Linked DNA regions of Mus musculus: region 1 is linked to region 2. Evidence: chromatin loops called from intact Hi-C (ENCODE). Cell type or tissue: heart. All regions are shown on one strand.

Region 1 (8,000 bases), 64 kb after region 2:
AAGCAGAGGCCATCATCTGCCCATCGCTGTCCTCTGAGGCTTGGGTTCAGCGTTTGAATGCTTGAGTTTGGTTGCCTCATTGGTAACTAATTGGTAGGTGGTTCCTTTGTGGCCTTTGCCAGTTAGCAGACGTATGCAAATGGAGTCTTCACAGAGTTTCACTTTCCTTCAAAATACAGCCAAGTCTTCTATGAAATGGCGGGTAACAACTTCTGTTTCTCCTATTCAAGTTTCAGAAATTGTCAAGGGTAGATCCTACTTAACTGTCAGTGGTAGAAGTCCCAGAAGTGGATAAGTCATAAAATGTCATGAGTATACGTACAAGCAGTTAAAAAATTCCTGAGGCGGGCAGGAAGTTCTTCATATTTATCCACACAAAGGGCCTATTTCACAGTGTTTCTCTTCTTGGTTGTGATTAACATGAGTGGGCGTCACTCAGAATCAATATGTGTGTGTTTTGATTGAGACCTAGATTTTTTTTTTTTTTTACCCATTTTAAAGAAATACAGAAGATCTGAAGGGCTAGAACCCTTTTCCTTTAAAATAACTTAGAAGGCGAAACCTGTTTTCACTTTCTCTAGTGCGTGTGTGTGTGATGTGTGTGTGTGTGTCTGTGTGTGTGTGTATGTCTCTGTGTATGTCTGTATGTGTTTATGCATGCACATGTCTGTGTGTGTGTGTGTGAGTGCATGCATGTAAGCATGCAAGTGTTTGCGTATGTGTGTGTGTGTCTTTGTGTGTATGTCTGTGTGTGTGTGTGTATGTCTGGGTGTGTGTGAGTATGCATGCACGTGGGCCAGAGGTTGACATTTCTCAACACTCTCCACCTTGATTTTTGAGATGGGGTTTCTCACTGAACCCAGTGTTTGTAGAGTAGGCTAGAGTAAGAGAATGAATGCGCTTGCTTCCATTTTTCCTCCATCCCAGTTCTAGAGTAGCCAAAATTGTGCTTGACGTCTTTTGCAGGCTCTGAAGATTCAAACTGGGACCTCCACTTTTCCTCACTCCTTCAAAACGAAGATTTTAATTTCCCCTGGAGTCCCCTGTCTTCATTGACTTTTAAAGAAAACATTTTAAAAGTTTTAAAGAAAAACAGCTTCAAAGTCGCAATATTAGATCAAGGAGCTATAGGCAGAAATCTGTTCCTAATTGTGACTTTTTTCTTCCAGATTTAAAAAAAAAATAGATTGTGTACTTGACTAACTCCAAAGTTGTCAGTCAAAAGTGACTTTCCTGTCACAGATCATCCGGTGTTTGCTGAGCGGCTATTGCCGCATGCAACCTCTCAGAGCTCTTGGTCTGTGAGAAAGGCAGATGCAAAGGAACGCAGGATGAGGGATTCCAGAGACGTGGTGACCAGAATGTAGGCAGAGGAGGGGAGACACAGGTCATCGGAAGTCGGAGTGGGAGGCTGGAGGCCGGGCTGAGTGCTCAGGAAGTACTCACCCATTGCTTGCTGTTACCTAGGCTCAGCCTGGGGGGCTGCTGGCTTCAGTGATGCACACATTCTGTTGCACCCCTCCCCCACTCCCCCAGGAGGCAGACACAGATCATCCTTCTCATTCACGTGTGTGTGTGTGTGTGTGTGTGTGTGTGTGTGTGTGTGTGTGTATGTGTGTATGTGTGTGTGTGTGTGAGAGAGAGAGAGAGACAGACAGACAGACAGACAGACAGACAGGGATGCACAAATGCAGCTATGTGCTTCCGTGCACACACACGCCCCCTGTAAGTTTGTGGAGGGTCTGGGAGGAATTGACTTTAGAACAGGGTCTTGACTGAGGTGGTGGGGGTCAAGCAGAGCAGCCATGCTGTTTTGTACCTTAAACATGTCCTTAAACGTCCCTGGAAAAAGAAAGCAGCCTTTTCCAGTGAGGGAGAAGGACGCCTCTCCATGGTTATAAGTAGATGCTAGGTTGGCATTTCATACTTGCTTTTTTTTTTTAAAAATAGATTCGTAACTATTTTTTTAACCAGACTCTTAACTGTGGGATTTGCTTAGCAAACCTGAGTTGCAATTCCACTTGTAAGTGGTCTTCTCCCCCAAACTGCCATTTCTGGTGTCAGCTACAAGGACCTAGCACAGAGCTTGCAGCACCTCCCTAGCTCAGGCCCAGCTCCAAGGTCAGCTTTCTGAGTTGAGGCTGCGGGGAAGTTCATGCCGAATCCCCAAGTCCTGTCTCAGCCAAGGTGAGGCCTTGGCTAGGAATGGACAAACCCCACCTGACACACACAGACACACACACACACACACACACACACACACACACTACCCATGGTTAGGTGTTTACAGCATCTAATCTTCAGCAATTAAAGAGAAGAAGTGTGGGTGGGGTAAAAAATAGCAATACCCACATTGTGAAGTCTTTGAGAAAAACAGGAAACTAGTCTTTTTTAACCAGTGATGCCCAGAACTGGTTATTGCAAAGAGCTTGTTTTCCTAATGTGATGTGGTCAGCCCAGCTGTGGCAGAAGTTGAATTCTGCTCATTATGACGGGCGTCTGTGGATTCATTTAGCTGACAAACCTATAGACAGGCGAGCATAATTATCAGTGGTAACCTGGTCATTATGGCCGGATGGTGTTTGGGGAAACAATGTGCCCCAGTCCTGAAAGCCGGTGAGAACATATGAAATAAGAACATTTGACCGACCCAGAGTTATTTCCAGGAGTTGTAAACGAACCAGGCCTGTTTGTTGTAAAGGAGCTGATAGAGTTTCTGTCTTCATTATTTTATTTTATTTTATTTTAATTTTTAAGTTGACAGGCAGCACTGGGTGTTAGTATATATCATTTTGTGACTTGCTCATCAGCCCAAGCTTCATGTACAATGTTTTAAACTTCTCGTTGTTGGCACCCAGTGTCTGGTTTCAGTTAAATCAGTTGAGAATTAAAAGTGGGGTCAGAAATGACTTTCATCCTCCTCAAGGTCACATGGATTCCCTTGCCTTGGTGGGCAGTGCAGAAAGGAACGACCTTGGGGAACACGATTTAGGCAATTGTCAGCTAGACTTTTGGCCTTGAGGAAAGTGTAGGCTGCTTCAGAACCAAAGCAAAAGGAGAAATCCCCATGGTCTCCACTGCAGTCTTTCACTGGGTTAGTGTCAGACAGGCGGAGGAGGCTTCCCCTCTACTTCCTGCTGTGGGTTCTGGGTCACTGGGGAGCCCATCTCCACCAGCCCTCTCTGCAGACTGTTTCTCAGTGGCGGTGTCATCTCAGGGATGAAGGGGGGCTAGACTTTTTCAACTGCTTATTGTTTTGTTTTGGGTTTTTTTTTTTTTTTTTTTTTTTTTTTGGTTGCCAAGCCAAGCTTTGGGTCTGTGTAGTGGAGGCTTTACGCTTGCCTGTTTGTATCAGACTTTACAGTTGTCTCTTTAATAAGTAAGCTACTCGCCCTTCTCTTTTGTGAAGCCTGTTTTCAGTGCATGATCCAGGCAGCATGCCTGGGATTAGCAGTGCCCCCTCTCCAGCTGACTGCCCAGGCAGTTCCAAAAAAGGCAATCGTCCCTGCTATTGATTTCTGTGGAGCATCAGTCATGTTGGAGTTATTTACCACGAGAGAGGAGTAAGCGTCTTGCATCTGTCTCTTAGGTTTAACACAAGGGCACTGTACAGCAAGCCTGTCTCCATTCTGATCTAAGGAGATATTTTTTCCTCTCCTTGGAGGCAGCTTGGCCAGGGCAGTTAAGTGGATCTGGGGAGTATGAAGGTCTTGGTTTTTTAACCCCTTGCTGCTTCTTAGTGAAAAGGGAGGACAGTGGATGGATGCTGTCTGCCACTTAGCCCTTCCCAGGATGTGGTAAAGTAATGAGATAATAGTTGTTGAGTACACTCAAACGCAGATGAGAGATAGTTCTAAAAGTGCCAGCCCTTACTGGGGGGAAAAAAGCTAACAACAGAACTAGCAAACAAACATGTTTTATCAAGACTCAGATTTCAAATGCATCTTAAAATCTGGTGTTTCTGTGGGGAAAACAAAGCCCTGGGGCATTATGATAATGTTGAAGTGGCAGGAAAAAAAAAATGGATTGGTATTGCATTCACTTTGTACACGCTTCCATGGTGGTTTCTGTACATTTTCATGTTTAAAAATATAATAAAATTATTTCCATGCTCCTAAGAATGTACCTTCGGCACTACCCCATCTTGACAGCTCCCTTTAAGCCTATGAATGGAGCACAATATAAAAAACTTGGGCTGTGGTGTTGGAAAAGGACTGGAGTCCCAGGATCTATGTAGGGTAGCTAGCTCACAACCACCTCTTAACTCACTTCCAGGGAATCTGACGCCCTCTTCTGGCCTCAGTGGGCACTACACTCACTCATATCTGCACACTCAGCCATGCACATACATAATTAAAATTAAAGACATTTCTTTTAAAGAAAAAAAGTACTCAGGAGAACTCTTAGGAAAATGTCTTTTGTTTTTCTTAGCATAGTGTGAGCAAAGTGTCCCCATCTGTCATTCCCAATACTGGGCTCCCCACCAAAGGATCAGTAAACACAAAAGTTTTGTATCATTTGACCACAAACTTATCTTGCTGTTACCCTTTCTCTCAAGTGTGAGACTTTATTGAGCAGGTGTAGAGGGATAATTCACAGTCTGGCAGAGGTGGAGGGGGTGAGTGGGTTAGCTCACTGCCTGGTAGAGGTGGAGGGGGTAGATGGGATAGCCCTCTGCCTGGCAGGAGTGGAGGGGTTATGAGGGGTGGAGAGAGTGGGATAATTCAATGGCAGGAGTGGAGGTGTCAAGGGGGTGGGTGGTATAGCCCATTGTCTGGCAGGGGTGCAGGGGTGGGTGGAATAGCTCACTCTCTGGCAGGGGTGGAGGGGGTGGGATAATTCATTGTCTGTCAGGGTGGAGGGGATGGCTGGCTCTGCAGTCTTGCCTTGCAGATGGTAGGAGCCTGGTTCCCGGCTCACTTTCATTTTCTTTCTTGGGATCCATATCCTTGCCTCCTTATCTGTGAGAAGGAAGCAGGCCCCCTCCTGCTGGATGAGACTTGGTGAAGGAAGTTGGAGGTGACCTACTCTCAGCTAGAGACAGGGGGTCAGGGAGAGCTGACATTCTCTGCCTGGGTCAGGTAGCCATTTGTGGCAGAGTGGCCCAGGAAGACCTTTGCTGGGGAGAATTAATTGCTTTAATACTGACTGGCTGTAATCCAGCCCGTCTGGAGTTTGCTTCCTGCTCCTGGTTGTCATTTGAAGCTGGCTGAGGAACACAGTTGTTGTCTATGGACACACTTAAGAAGCAGCTGTGGTGTGCTTTCTCTGTACATAGGAATGCCGAGTTCCTGCCAGAGAAAACTTCACTTTTATCCAGGTGACACCACATTGATGAGTACTCTGCCAGCCTCCTTAATTTCATATCCTTAATTAAAGATCAGGTATCACGCTTTGATGAGTCTGAACAGTACGTTGGTTTTGGCTGGCCTTTTTTTTTGCTAAGCGTGATATCTTTATGGTGGAGTTGATACTCCTTGCAGTAGGGAGATTGTCTTGTGCATTGCAAAATATTTCCCAACATCCCTGTCCTCCACCCAGTGGATGACAGTAGCCCAACCCTACTCTCCTGCCAATCTTAACAGTCAGAAGGAGCCCCTTGCTCAATGTCCCCTGGGAGGCAAAATGTCTGCACTTGTAAGCCTCCATAGGCTATCAAGAAATCTGAAGCCTGTGCATCTGCCAGCCCCAACCAGACGTTTATCAGCAGCACAAAGCCTGAACTTAAGATCCAAGTAGGAACGCAAGGGTGGGGAGAGTTAAGTTTCTAAATAGTGAGTATTCCAGTTCCTAGTCTGTGACTGTGTGAGTAGCAATCCCTATCAGGGGACTTCCCCTGCTGGCTTGTGGCAGGAATTCCCTCTCCCCCTCTCCCAAAGGCTGGGACTTCCTTCTCAAGGACTGCCCATGCTTCTGACTCACTTAATTCTTCTGTCTCTTCTTTTCAATTTTCTTCCCCCTGTGGCTGCCAGTAACTGGACCAACCTTGCTGCCTCTGACAAAGACGGGAGCCATTGAGAGTGTCCCTGTCAGTGCAGTGCCAGGTCACTGTGTACGCCTCCAGACAATGCGTCTTGCTATTCTTACATGTTTGCTTATTTGATAGTTCTTCCTGGTCTTTTGTGGCCTATGTTGGGGAAGACTGTTTTATACACTATTGACTCAAGTCCTCAGTTTGGCGATCTGGCAAGAAACTGTGCCATCCGCGGTTGGCAGTTTCTGTGGTACTCTTATTACATTGCCTTAGGCTAATTCTAAATCCGGTTATGTAAGCGTTAGGAGGGGTAGCTTCGAGTGCCAGTTACCATTTGTGACATTCGTCTAGAGGGGAAACAGTCCAGATTTCCAATGCTAGATATAAAAGTGAACTTGGGGAATGTGACTCTTTTTAAATAAGATGAGGAGATGAGAGACAGGCGAGCAGGTGGCATAGACCAGCTGGTACCCATTACAAGTGAGGCTTTCCATAATGCTACAGGGAGATGCTCTTGGTAGCGAGGTCAGAGTTCCTGCTTCTGTGGGGCAGAGCCTTCCCCTTCATCCCAGGCTTAGAGAGCTGACAGATTGAAACAGCTGTGGCTTGCTCCTCTTCTAAGGAATAGAGGAAGCGTGCAAATATTTCCTCCGATCCCATTTGGACATGCCATGGAGCACAATCTTTACCAAATGCACAGTCTGCCAAGAGAAGAAAAGAATAGTCACTGTGAATAGAGATCCCAACGACCAATGACTGTAAGAAATAACCAGACAAGTTCAGCTTTAAAGAGAAAGAAAGCAGACCACCTATGCTGTACAAATTTGTGATGAAACTAAGAAAAGGTTAGTTACAAGAGAAGCACAAAACCCCCAAGTCCTTGTTTGTACGTCAAATGATGAAAATGGGAATCTCCAGTGTGTCACACCAGGAGACCCCTCCTCCTGGACCCTAGACGGTCTGAGTTCCCGTTATCCTGTGTGCATTCTCCCTTCCCTCTAAAGTTGTCAAGATGGACACTGTAGACAGGCACAGTTGACAAAGCGAGACTGTGAGAGTGCTGAGCCAGTTACTTCCTTTGGAAAGTTTCTAGAACACCTTACTGATGATTTTAAAGTTGGGTTCAGGCTGCCCCGAGACATTGGATAGTGTTAGAAATGAAATATTAGCCTGGTGGACACTTCCTATTCTGGGGGCTTCCGGTCTTGAATTTCAGAGAGCATGCCATTAAATAATATCCAGACACTGTGTGTCCTTTGTTATGGGACCAACCAGTCACAGTTGGTTTTCAGTAGTTCGGAGATCTGTGGGCATCAGAACCATGCCACACAGCACTGTACGTCTGTTTGTTGAATGAATCAGTGAATAAATGAGAAGGGAAAAAAACCAGTTCATCATGAAGAAGATTTGTATAGAGTGTTTATATTTATTCTTTGAGAATTTTGTACAAATGGACAGTGTGCTTGGTTATATCTCCTCCCAGTCCTTCCCTCCTCTCCTCCTGGGTGTCTCTAATACCATACCCTCTTCCCAACACCAGGCCCTTTTGTTTTGGTTTTAAGTCCACTGGGTCCAATTAGCATTGCTCATATGTGCATGGCCATCCACTGGAGCACGGGCAACCTACCAGGGAACATTTTTTAAAGGAAAAGTAAACGCTAATTTTTCCCTGGAAAAATTACAGGCATTTTCCAATAATTATGTTACTGCAAAATTTAAAAGAGCAGCATGTATTTTTTTTTCATTGTTGCTCTTAAGCAAGGACAGCAGGAATAGATGGTCATTTCTAGAGACAGAGGTCATGGCACCCGCTTGCCAAGTCATCTAGAGGGACACAGGTGTAGACAGTCTCTCAAGTATACTGATAGGTTGATATCAGAGAGTAACAGGCACTTCTTACAGCCAAATCAATTAAGACAATGAGTGAAGAAAAACGGTGGTTTGAGCTGCGTAAGATAGGTTTTGGTTTTGGTTTTGGTGCTGGCTGTGCAGGACTGAGCTTCTTTCCACGTCTGACAGCACCGAA
Region 2 (8,000 bases):
TTGAAAAAGGTGCAACCAATAAACGGGCGAAAGGAAGGTATCTAGAAATTCCTATGCAGGAAATCCGATTGCGTTTATAAATAGCAGGACATGAAAGACACTGGTTCTGTGTCGGCTTGCCATTAGAATATACTGCCTGTCTTGAAATGGGGTGGCTGTCTCAAAATAATGACTTCAGTTTTAAAGGCAGAGAGGTGGATGATGGATCCTTTGATGTCCACTCTGGTGTAAGTCAGGCCTGCCCCTTTGCACTTCCCTACCTCTGAAACATACCAATGGCATGCTCAGATTAATTTATTATCTCTTTAAGATAAGGTAAACTAATGTTTTCTGCTCATTAAAAATGAGGATGCAGAATATTGGAAGAATTTCATGCATGCACATTAATCGTGTGACCCCCCCCCCCAATACAGTGCAGTATAATATGTAGCTCTTTTTGCATCTTTGCAACAACCTTAAAATATTATGACTTAAACTCTGCACTACCTATGGTGTCTACTGGAAAACTAGTTTGAATTTACCTGCTTACATTGCTTAGTAGATAAGATGAATAGCCAGGGAAGTCGATATTTAAGCAGGCATGCATGTCATAGAACAAATGAATCTATATTGAAAAATGATATATTAGCCTCATAATAGAGTTAGTGACTCTATATTACTGGAGTTGAGAGTTCTCATTTCCTGAATAGGTACTTTGAGTTTAGATTTCTTAATGATTATGGAGATTATCCTGTTTGAACTTTCTTCACATTTTTAGCTTTTGGAGAAGTGTACTCTGCGTGGGGATAGTGTAAACACCACGTAGTATATGTGTCATTAATTTTCAGGATTCGTTCAGTGTGTGTGAGGATACCAATGTTCAACCATTATTATAGTTTAGGTTTAGCTATAATTTAAATTTTATTAGCATGTATAAAATAAATTATAATTAAAAGTTACCGTTCTGAAATGTTAAATGGCGGCTGACGAAGGAGGTGAGCTGTCACACACTGGTGTGCTTCTTAACCCTGTCACTAATTGAACATATATTAACAGCTTTCTAGAGCTGTAAGGTCTGAAGGGATGGTGGTGGACCCTCATCCTGGTACCACTGAGCCGGGAGACAAATGGTGCTTGGACACCTTGTAGTCCTGGGGGACTAAGTCACACCTGCTTTAGTTTGCCTTGCTACCTACCCTGTTTCTAAAGAGAAGGTGTGAAATCAGTTATCCCGTACAGTATCTTTGTATTTCCCATTCATTTGTTCTTTTTCATGTAGCAGAAAAAGCACCTTGAACCAGAAGACGCCATAGTTCAATATTATGGTCTGTGTTCACAATTAATATGTTTATTCACAAGTTGATATGCTTTATTGCTGCTATACTGGTCTTTCTATCTTCAGTCTGTGCTAAACTTATAATAGTATTACTTTCATTTAGTCCATAATTAGGATTATAAAACAGGAGAATTTTTAACCATCCCCTTTGTTCTTTCCAGAGTCATCATCAGGAACATAATATAAACCAGAGAGCATGAGGCTTGAATAAAATCTTCACTGACCCTAGATAGTATTTGGGCAGTCACTTGTAACTTATGGCTTGTTAATTTTATACCAGTGACATGATTTGAAAGAGTAAGTAACAATCCGCACTCATAAAAAGAAAAAAGAAAAACAAAAGAAATGTTTAGGGCAGACTTACTCAATAAAACAACACTTGAGATGGGGGTACGTGTTGAAACTCCTAGGAGAGGGATCACTCAGGAGACGGACAAAACACGGAAGGTTTTCATGGGATCGGATACATTAGGCTCCCTCCCCTATGCAAGGATGGATGCTTCGACACTGTTGGGATTTAAACGTTGCTGTGTGTGTATCTCTGTCTGTGTCTGGAGAATGACTCTGTGGTTAAGAGCACCTATTGCTCTTGCAGAGAACTTTGGTTTGGTTCCCAGCACCCTCGTGGTGGCTCACAACCATCCCTAATCTACTTGCAGGGCATCCGGTGCCTTTTTCTGACCCGTGGTTACTGTATGCATGCGGTGCAGACAAAATACCCATACATATAAAGATAAAATGAATCGAAAACTTACTTTATAAGTTGTTGTGTCCATGCTAAGGAAACAAGGAATTTGGAATGATTATCTCTTAGACCCTGCCAAGAGTCACTGTAAGGCATCGCCTCCCTGAAGCAGAGCAGAGGTAACATAGAGCATAGTTCAGGTCTTTACAAGTCTGTTGGCTCCCCAGCTGAGTGGACATTTAAATACTCAGAGCTTATTTCTGACTGACAGTTTAATTATGTGCTGAGTAAATGGAATATTTTAATATTATGTAAATTATACGCAAATTTAAACTGATGATGCAAAAACCCTACTTTTTTCTTAGGGTGTTAAGGTGAAAAGACAAGAGTGGTCAAAGACACATTGGTTTTGGGTCACTATAATGGCATCCTTTGATATTGCCTTAGACAGTGAGGATTGAATATGGCAGTTGACATTCATCAGATTCCATGTTTATGCCCATTTAGCATAAAAAAATTAGTACCCTTTAACAAAGGGAAGGTGGTGGATCTGACTTGCAGCTCAGCTGGTGGAGACTGTACCTGGTTTGATCCCTGCATCGCAATGGTACATACCTATTATCTCAACACTAAAAAGCTAGAGGCAGGAGGATCACAAGTTTTAGGTCACCTAGCTAGAGAAGTTGTTTCTTAAATAATGTATACAGAACCCTAAATATGTTTAAAAAATCATGTCTTAGATCAGCTTAAGGTTCATAGCAAATTGAGCAGATAGATATTTCTCATTCAGCTTACCTGTGTGTATACTGCTGCCTCCCCGCTTCAGTTAGTGAGGAAGACCTGCTACTCCAAAGATTTATATTGAGAAATTACCATTGCTGAAGGTCATCATGTAAGGCTGTAAATGTCTCTTATCATGTCCTGCGAAACACTGCATAGTTGAAATGTTAGAGACGGTGGTTCAGTGCCTTCATACTGGTTTGTCATGAGAACAGAAGTTATCATTTTTTCTTGTAATTAACAATCTATCTCATTAGCAAACTGAAAGGAAACTATTTCAGTTTTTATTTCATAATAATTATACAATACCTTATGGTCTTATTTTTAACCACTGTTAACCTTAACCCACTGACTTGTAGAATTACCCAGGGTTATCATGGTTATGGCTTGAAACGAAATACAAGTCTGGAAATTGAGGCTAAAGAAAAAAAAAAATCAGTGGCTTAAAAACTATAAATCGATCATTTTTCCCTTAAAATATTTTGGTCCTGTTTTTTGTTGTTATTATCCAGGGTAAGAGCAAGACCAAATAGATCTTAGGAGACTTTTAAGAAATAAATTACGAGCATTAAAGACCTCAGTAGGTGGAAGTTTATGCTGTGCAGTGGGTATTTAATGAGAACATAGCATTTCCTGTTTGTCTTCGACTTCATTGGAGGTGCGCAGTATGGAAATCAGCTTTCATTTCTGCCATGTGTCAGTTGTTTAAGGAATCAATATTGGAGATAAAAAGTGGGGCTCGAGGGGAGGAAGGGGGAGGGCAGGCAACTTTTGATGCTTTAAAAGATTCCTGGTAGCCAGGTGTGGTGGCGGACGCCTTTAATCCCAGCACTTGGGAGGCAGAGGCAGGTGGATTTCTGAGTTTGAGGCCAGCCTGGTCTACAAAGTGAGTTCCAGAACAGCCAGGGCTATACAGAGAAACCCTGTCTCGAAAAACAAAACAAAACAAAACAAAACAAACAAAAAAAAGATTCCTGGTAGAGAGTCCTATTAGGGAAACTGCAATCAGGATCGGGCAAGGAAAGTGCTTCTTCAGCCTCTGAAGATGCATGCCTCTTCTTGCTGGGGCCGGGCGGGGGTTGGTGGGCGGGAGTTGAGTCCTGCAGGACCGTAAGGCGTCAGGTGGCCTCTTGTGGGACTGCAGACCCGGGAGGCGCAGCGTTGCAGCGGGAGTCTCAGCGCACGCCCCCGCCTGCGAGCCCCCGCCCTGCCGGCAGCTGACCTTTGGCCCAGGGGCGGCCATCCGAAGGCGCTGACTGCGATGACGTCTCCCTGGCTGTCAGTGCACAACAGGAAATGCTCTCCGCCTCCCCACTTCCTGCCTGGAGAAAGTGGGGCTCGCTGCTCTAGCAGCCGGCCTAGTTTCGGGGCCCATGCGGAGCACCCTGGTTGCGCAAGGGCTCTGGGTGCAAGGCCTGGCAGGGGCTGCCTGGGCGGAAAGCCAGGGTGAGCACTGGCCGCGGACCGCCCAGCCTGGGGACCCCGAGCATCCGGAGGGGTCCCGGAAAGGAGGCCCCAGTGCTGAATAATGCTGACCTCACAGGGCCTCTGTTGATTCTCTGTTGTAAAGCCCTGACAGGAAGCCTCCTCTTTAACCCTCCTTCCAAAGGCCACCTTTGACTTTGTTGTGGAAATACTGACAAGGGCATCTGGGGCAAAACCTAAATATCAGGCCTGGGGACCCTGCAGGACAGACCCCTTCATAGTCATTTAAGCCATTGTTTAGGTAAAGTGAGGTTTTCTTTTCTTTCTGTGTGTTTTTTTTTTTTAAATATGAACCATTTTGCAAACTTAGGACAGTAATACATCAGTAGCTGTGGATGTATTATCTCGAATTTGCAGATATTTTGCTGATCTCTTTCTCCCTGGTAGACTTCAAACAACGGAAACCAAAGCACGTCAACCTAGGCTTATTAATAAGACATGTTTACATAACCCTTGAAACTGCATTTTAGAACGATATACAATCTATAATTTAGTACCGCGGATGCCCGTGTCGCGCATGCTTGCCAGTACGATAAAGGGAAGAGCCGTCAGCTAAGCAAGCATTGTGCTTATTTCCCTGGCTGACTCATGAATAGGCTTTGTCATGGGAGACTGTTCTTCTGGCCACACGGCCAAAATGCCAAAGTTCACTGGGAGGTCTACTGAGGTTTCTTATGTCAAACACTTGACAGAGTTTTAGTTAGATGAAAATACTGTGTAGTAGTTTCTATTAAACCCCAGGAATATTGTGGAACACGCACTTTACTCTCTGTGTTCTGCTACACTGACCTATGCTTTTGAAAGCGTAGCTTAAATGTCCTCACATGATTAGCCCATGTGTGTAGCATATGATGTCATTAGCCTTGGGAACTGTCAACTGATTTATGCAGTGAAGAACTTTAAGGCTATTTGAGAAGAGTTTTAAGTAAGACCTGTGGGTCTTGAAATCATGTCTTTGGTTTGTTTGTTTGCTTGCTTGCTTGTTTTTTTCTTTCTGGTGTGTATCTGTGGGAGGATAGTTTTGTTTCTTTTGAACTTCTACAGATTATAGAAGGCTACTCAGGGAAATAAACTTGGAGCATAAAAATCAGGGCAAGTTGTAGTTGAGGGGGGCTGACATCATTGTGTAGGCATTACCACATGCTAGCACACCTTATCAAACACAGAGCCTAAAGAATGTTAGGCAAGCTTGCTACCACTCAGCTGCACCCATGATGCAATCTTGATTGTTTAACAATTTGAAGAGCAAACAAGACCATGGGAATTAAAATCTCAGTGGAATAGAAGAATGTTACATTAGTAAAAGATTAAATTTGGGAGGTGATTTTCTTGTCCTTGTACTGACATAGGCAGGAGGTACATTGGATGTCCTGTAAACTATTGAAGTACATGTGAATTTCATCTTTGAGGTTACACTATGTTTGAGCCCATTGTCCATTGCTTTTCTGTATGATTTAACCACTTCTAAATCCAGCTTGTCCGTGTATGACATTAGCATTATGCAGATATTTATTTAGTAGTCGATTAATAAGGATCAATTACTCCAGATTTGAATTAACAATAATCTCCAGTTTTTATGCACCTTCTTGTTCGAGGTGCTAAGTAGGATCCTTAGACTCATTAACTAAATCTCATAATTGTCAGGAGAGTAACATACACTTGTGTGAAAACCATTTTATGAGGAGCCCTTCTGAGTGGTACCAAATTAGAATTTTTATAATATTTATCCAAACCAACATTTGATCTATATTTGTGGCTCAAATATATGTGCTTCATTTCATCCATGAATAGATATGCCTAGTTTGGAGGAAATACTTTTTTTTTAAAAAAAGATTGTATGTATGTATGTTTGTATGTATGTATGTATGTATGTATGTATGTATGTATGTATGTATATGAATACACTGTAGCTGTCTTCAGACACACCAGAAGAGGGCATCGGATCCCATTACAGATGGTTGTGAGCCACCCTGTGGTTGCTGGGAATTGAACTCAGGAGCTCTGGAAGAGCAGTCAGTGCTCTTAACCACTAAGCCATCTCTCCAGCCAGAGGAAATACTTTCTATGGTGCAGAAAGCTCACATGCCTTCATAGAGCTGCCTGACAGCTCCCCCGAGAGCAATAGAAGATGTCTTTTCAACTCTAAGCTGGGAAGTTACATTCTTGGAGGGAAATAAAATAAATAATAAAAAATAAATCATAAAAACACTGCAGAAGAACTTAGAATTATAATTTGAAACATTTTTAAAACGTAATTAAAGCTTCTTTAAGTGATTTATTGGAACACTTTTATTTTCTTATACAAAGGGTTTGCTCTCTACTGTACCTAAGGAACCTTGCAATCAGGGCTGAGTTTGCTCCGTCCTCGCATTATCGCCGATGCCTCCAGCCATGCCCCACCCTGAGCTCTGGCTCCATGTACAGGCGCTGAATGGAGGAGCAGTAGGAGAAAAATGTTGTGGTCATCTCTCGGGTGTCAGATGCATTTTACATTCCTGGCCAAGTTTCAGCATTCTCTTTGTCAAGTAATTTTAAATTCAGCAACAACGAAACAATACCTGAGCTTCTGAAAATGAAATGTAAGCATAATAGGTGCACAATAAATGTTTATTAAATGGAAGTACTGAGAGACACAGGATGCTTGGCAGTCCTGCAGGCCTGGTGCTCCACTTACTGTGTTAGTCATTGACAAACTGCTTTTCATCTAATGAGAGTCTTTAAAAAAAAATTGCATCACCCTATTGATTTACAAGAGGAGACATTTTAGGGGGAGGTGGCAAGCAGCCCACTTGATGCAGAATGATTTTCACCAGCACTTAACCTGTAGGCTCTACTTATCAGTCTGAGATCTGAAGTGCCTTTAAGAGTTTAAATATGCCTAGTGGTTGGTGGTGCCTGCTTTTAATCCCAGCATTCAGGAGGCAGAGGTAGGCCGATCTCTTGAGTAGTTCTGGTCAGCCAAGGTTACCCAGAGTAAACCCTGTGTCTAAAAACAAACAAACAAACAAAACCAAATGTGATTCCAACATGATTGCTGATGCTGATTCTCTAGAGGTCAGGATGATGGGTTGTGCCTGTACCCAGTGCCTAGTGAAGTGCTGAACAGGGCAGGTCTCACCTTGCTGGCCACCTGTACAATCACAGTGGAGCCCAGGATCAGCGGGGCTCTAAGTTTGACTCCATTGTAGTAGGCCTGAATTTTTAAATTTTAAACAAGGACCTCAGTATCTTCTTTTTGTCCGGGCCCTGCAAACACAATAGATAATCTTGAGGGTCTATCCATGACTGTGACAAGATTTTATACACTGGGAATTGGTTACCTCATAGTTGGGGAATTGTCAAATGAGTTAGCATTTTTGGTGTTGGTCATGGGGTCTTGGTTGCTGGGGCAGCTCCTCCTACTTTAGGTGGTTATCTGGATGGTACTAGAATGGACTGCCACTATTGGTATTGCCAGGAAGTAAAACTGTGAGCCACTTAGCTTGTGACACTGGACTGGGGCAAGGCCAGCTCAGAGTGCCTTGACCTTTGGAAGGCAAAACTTGGGAGATACCAAGATAACTAAGGGACAGATATGTATCTGAATAAACAGGAAGGAATATTCATGGTTTACTTCTTGGCTGTAACTCTGCCACAGTTCTGTATCAGCTATATAAAAAGGAGCACAGGGAAGTGTTACGTCTTCGAAGTGGCCAATATCTTGACATTGTAGAACTAATTTTCTGTTAAAGAAGT

Evidence for each region. A loop is a pair of places that touch in the nucleus more often than their neighbours do. Peaks named below come from ENCODE experiments on the same cell type or tissue, not always from the same donor. Only the 100,000 strongest peaks of a DNase experiment are listed, where the experiment ranks them.
Region 1: a loop joins it to region 2, with 2.3 times the contacts of the local background. A loop is called at or near these places in 10 of 42 quality-filtered maps.

Annotation. Positions count from the first base shown.
Region 1 is chr10:14,042,828-14,050,827 of GRCm38, forward strand. All of the region lies in intron 1 of Hivep2 (human immunodeficiency virus type I enhancer binding protein 2), which reads left to right. Among named protein-coding and RNA genes, the nearest start is that of Hivep2, 80 kb to the left of the region's middle. In heart, CTCF peaks have their summits at 4,290 (motif pointing left) and 5,889; DNase peaks (open chromatin) are centred at 3,124, 5,064 and 5,774; H3K4me3 peaks cover 575 bases; H3K27ac peaks cover 4,619 bases.
Region 2 is chr10:13,978,980-13,986,979 of GRCm38, forward strand. The region is part of intron 1 of Hivep2 (human immunodeficiency virus type I enhancer binding protein 2); the gene reads left to right. Among named protein-coding and RNA genes, the nearest start is that of Hivep2, 17 kb to the left of the region's middle. In heart, a CTCF peak has its summit at 3,918; DNase peaks (open chromatin) are centred at 4,112 and 4,852; H3K4me3 peaks cover 1,238 bases; H3K27ac peaks cover 1,487 bases.